2 separate regions of the Homo sapiens genome follow, and region 1 is linked to region 2. A link is an interaction called in ENCODE POLR2A ChIA-PET data of the cell type or tissue named here. Cell type or tissue: B cell. All regions are shown on one strand.

Region 1 (2,500 bases), 350 kb before region 2:
ATAATAAAGAATTATGGTTATGGGTTCCTCTATGTGTATAGGGGTAGGGGGTAATGTTTAAAAAAAAAAAAAGGAGTCCTCATCTTTTAGAGATACATACTGAAGTATTTATGGATAAAATAAAATATCTGTTGTCACTGACTTATGCATACATTTAAGCTTATTCCATTCTTTCTGCTACCATATTTGTCTGATAATTGCTAATAATAAAAAGTTTTGCCAGGCGCAGTGGCTCACGCCTATAATCCTAGCATTTGGAAGGCTAAGATGTGCAGATCACTTGAGGTCAGGAGTTCAAGACCAGCCCGGCCCACATAGTGAAACTCTGTCTCTACTAAAAATACAAATATTAGCTGGGTGTGGTGGCATATGCCTGTAATCCTAGCTACTTAGGAGGCTGAGGCACAAGAATTGCTTGAACTGGGGAGGCAGGAGTTGCAGTAAGCCAGGATCCTGCCACTGCACTCCAGCCTGGGTGACAGAGCAAGACTCTGCTTCAAAAAAAAAGTTTTAAAAATCAAGCCTATTATCAATACTATTTATAAAGCCACACCAATATAATTTTCCTTAGAAAAATTCTGAATGACATAGCCATATTCATTTATTTTCAAAGTTTTCTAGCTATAAAATGACTGAATAATCCATCTGCAAAATTATTAAAAATGCCAAACAGGCCAGGGATGGTGGCTCACGCCTGTAATCTCAGCACTTTGGGAGGCCGAGGTGGGCGGATCACCTGAGGTCGGGAGTTCGAGACCAGCCTGACCAACATGGAGAAACTCCGTCTCTACTAAAAATACAAAATTAGCCGGGCGTGGTGGCACATGCCTGTAATCCCAGCTACTCGGGAGGCTTGAGACAGGAGAATTGCTTGAACCCAGGAGGCAGATGTTGCAGCAAGCCGAGATAGTGCCATTGCACTCTAGCCTGGTTAACAAGAGTGAAACTCTGTCTCAAAAAAAAAAAAAAAAAAAGCCAAACAGTGTGCTAACAATTTTGTACTCTTTGTAAGGATGTACATGCACAAAAAGTAGTAACACTTTCAGGCAGGAAACACATTGAAGTTTAGCATTGCTGTGATTTACAAAATAATTATTGAAAGATAATGTGGTTGATGAGTAACAGCATGTGCTCTGGAGCCATATTCCATAGGTTCAAATATTCCCCATATTCCCTAGGTTCAAATCCTGGCTCTCCCACAAACTAGCTGGAAATAGTGGGTAATTACTTATCCTCTCTAAACCTCACCTTCCCAGCCTGTAAATAAGGATACCTAACTTTAGGGCATTGTGACAGCTCAACATATATGAGTCACTATTAATTCTTTTTTTCCCCAAGAGTCTGTTACACTTTGTTACAATAACAGGGTATTTCTCATATACTGAATTTTAATATCACTTTATAATGAAAACTCAAATTTTGTTTCAAAAATCCTAAATTGGTAATAAGCACATCACAATGAAGGAATATAAAAATGACAATAATATGCTCCATTTATAAATAAAAATAATATTATGAGAAGTTGTAGTTATTACTACCAGTATTTCTTTTTTTTTTTTAAGATGGAGTCTCGCTCTGTCGTCCAGGGTAGAGTGCAGTGGCGCGATCTCGGCTCACTGCAAGCTCCGCCTCCACGGTTCACGCCATTCTCCTGCCTCAGCCTCCCGAGTAGCTGGGACTACAGGCGCCCGCCACTAGGCCCAGCTAATTTTTTTTGTATTTTTAGTAGAGATGGGGTTTCACCGTGTTAGACAGGATGGTCTCGATCTCCTGACCTAGCCTCCCAAAGTGTTGGAATTACAGGCGTGAGCCACCGTGCCTGGCTACTACCAGTATTTCTCTGCTGGCCTTACAGATATTGTCAAAATGAGAGAAAAGGCTGGGCATGGTGGGATCACGCCCCTAATCCCATCACTCTGGGAGGCCGAGGCAGGCAGATCACTTGAGGTCAGGAATTTGAGACAAGCCTGGCCAACATGGTGAAACCCCGTCTCTACTAAAAAAAAAAAAAATTAGCCGGGCGTGGTTGTGGGCACCTGTAATCCCAGCTCCTCAGGAGGCTGAGGCAGGAGAACCACTTGAACCTGGGAGGCGGAGGTTGCAGGGAGCCGAGATCGTGCCACTGCACTCCAGCCTGGGCAACGAGAGTGAAACTCCATCTCAAAAAATAATAATAAAAAGAGTGAAAAAAAGGAAATCAGAAAATTATAGGGCCAGGCGTGGTGGCTCATACCTATAATCCCAGCACTTTGGGAGGTTGAGGCAGAAGGATTACTTGCACCCAGGAGTTCAAGACCAGCCTAGACAACATAGTGAGACTCTGTCTCTACAAAAAATAAAAAATTAGCTGGGCATAGTGGCACATGCCTGTAGTCCCAGCTACTCAGGAGGCTGAGGCTGAACGATTGTTTTGAGTCTAGGAGGCCAAGGCTGCAGTGAGCCATGATCATGCCACTATACTGGACAAAGCAAGACCCTGTCTCAAAAAAAAAAACCAAAA
Region 2 (2,500 bases):
ATTTATGAAAGAAAAGATGTATCTTGAGCACACAATTTAGTAGTTGGCTCATTTTAAAACTATAATGTTAAAAGAAGAATGTTAAACATTCCCCTCTGAATTTACTCAATTTTTTTTTTTGAGACAGAAAAATCGCTTTGTCTCTCCACCTGGAGTGCAGTGGTACAATCATGGCTTACTACAGTCTCGACCTCCGAAGCTCAAATGATCCTCCCGTCTCACCTCCAGAAGTAGCTGGCACTATAGCTGCGCACCACCACACCTGGATAATTTTTGAATTTTTTTTGGTAGAGACAGGGATCTTGCTATGTTGTGCAGGCTGTTCCCGAAATCCTCAGCTCAAGGGATCCTCCTGCCTTGGCCTTCCAAAGTGCTGAGATTGCAGGTGTGAGCCACCATGCCTGCCATAGTCAACATATTTTAATACAGCAAAATGGCCTATAAACATCTCATTCACTTACTCATTAAGTTTTTAATAAAAAACCCGCTAATGGAAACAAAAAATTTAACCCATTACTGCAGTCCCAGCTACTGGAGAAGCTGAGATGGGAGGATCACTTGAGCCTAGGAGTTCAAGCTCAGCCTGGGCATCATAGCAAGATCCCATCTCTGAAAACAATTTTTTAAATTTTAACTCCACTACTGAACAACAGACTTCATGTGATATTTGGAAATTAATAACTTTCTAGACTAATTTATTGAATAACCTAAATGATGCCTTTTACAAAGGATAATTCTAACAAACATAGAAAAATGTTACTGTATTTGGAAATCTCAATTTGTGTAACTTCAAATAACTACAAATTAAGCTGAATACAGCCACTGCTCACACCTGTAATCCCAGCACCATGGAGGTGCTGAAGCAAAAGGATCACTTGAGGCCAGGAATTCAAATCAGCCTGGGCCACACAGTGAGACCGTCTCTACAAACACAACAACAACAAAGTTTTGTAATAAATTTTTTAAAGGTGCAAATTTAGCCTGGACAACATAACGAGACCCCATCTTTACAAATTTTTTAAAAAATTAGTAAGGTTGGCCGGGCTTGGTGGCTCACACCTGTAATCCCAGCACTTTGGGGGGCCGAGGCGGGCGGATCACGAGGTCAGGAGATCGAGACCATTCTGGCTAACACGGTGAAACCCCATCTCTACTAAAAAATACAAAAAAATTAACTGGGCGTGGTGGCGGGCGCCTGTAGTCCCAACTACTTGGGAGGCTGAGGCAGGAGAATGGTGTGAACCCGGGAGGCGAAGCTTGCAGTGAGCAGAAATCGCACCACCACACTGCAGCATGGACGACAGAGCGAGACTCCATCTCAAAAAAAAAAAAAAAATTAGTCAAGCATGGTGGCTCACATCCATAATCCCATCTACTCAGAAGGCTGAAATTGGAGGATCGCTTGAGCCCAGGAGGTTGAGGCTGCAGTGAGCTGTGATCAAACCACTGTACTCCAGCCTAAGGGACAGAAGAAGACCCTCTCAAAAAAATTATTTTCAAAAGTGCAAATTGAAGATTTGGGTGAAAATATGAAAAACCATGTCTATTACAAAGAAACTAAGTTTAACATAACCCCTAAATGGCCCTATGATTTCAATTAGAAAAGTGTACTCAATTTAAACAAAAATAAACAGGTAACATCATTCACACAAGTTTTTCACTCTTCTTCAGTGTTTCCATATTCTTCTCATTACCAGAGTTCTCTTATACACCTGAATGTTATGTTGCCAAAAAAAAAAAGCCCAACGAAAAAATAAACTATTACAAAACCCCAAATAGTATATTATTTAAATGTGATTACAGAAAACATTTCCAAATGGTGTAATTTTTTTAAATAATGCATTTTTTCCAATACTTTATACTAAGTGTATACAAAAATGCTAATTATCTAGAACTAATTTTCTAGTAGAGCAACATTATACATGAAATTACCTACATATCCTAATGATTCTAAAGTATTCACAGAATCACTATGTATTTTTAACTTATGTTGGGTGACTATTTTAAATACAAACCTACTCCATAATGTGATGTTTCCAAAGTAACAACAGCTAAAAGATCTTATATACAATCTGAGAAGAATCCATTATTAAACCTAAATTTGTAGGGAACTGTTTATGACTTAGTTACATTTAAGAACAAAGTTCCTGATAATTATATTCATGCAGATAAGGGAAATATGGTAAAAAAAAAAAAAAAATTAGTATTTCTTTCCCCACAAAGAAGCAAGCAAACAAAAACAAACTAAAAGTGATCATCTGGTAAAAACTCGGTATAAAGACAGAGATTAAGAGCTGCCTGGCTGACTGAGAAATTAAATTTACTTAAATGTCTACCTTACAATGTCTAAGGTATAGGAAACATCTTCAGGTTTTCAATTCAGGACAAATGTTTAATTTGCTTCTCCATCAAAAAAGACACACAATATTTTCTAAACAGAGAAAAAAGCTATGAATTGAATATTGAAAATTTTAAAGTATTTCAAATAACTGATTAAGAA

Evidence for each region. ChIA-PET counts read pairs that join two places held together with the same protein. Peaks named below come from ENCODE experiments on the same cell type or tissue, not always from the same donor. Only the 100,000 strongest peaks of a DNase experiment are listed, where the experiment ranks them.
Region 1: POLR2A ChIA-PET joins it to region 2 with 5 read pairs; 8 of 35 experiments call an interaction of 5 or more read pairs at or near these places.

Annotation. Positions count from the first base shown.
Region 1 is chr2:55,259,446-55,261,945 of GRCh38, forward strand. All of the region lies in intron 5 of MTIF2 (mitochondrial translational initiation factor 2), which reads right to left. Among named protein-coding and RNA genes, the nearest start is that of MTIF2, 8.5 kb to the right of the region's middle. In B cell, no CTCF peak of the experiment used is centred here; no DNase peak of the experiment used is centred here.
Region 2 is chr2:55,611,626-55,614,125 of GRCh38, forward strand. All of the region lies in intron 2 of PPP4R3B (protein phosphatase 4 regulatory subunit 3B), which reads right to left. Among named protein-coding and RNA genes, the nearest start is that of PPP4R3B, 4.7 kb to the right of the region's middle. In B cell, no CTCF peak of the experiment used is centred here; no DNase peak of the experiment used is centred here; H3K27ac peaks cover 403 bases.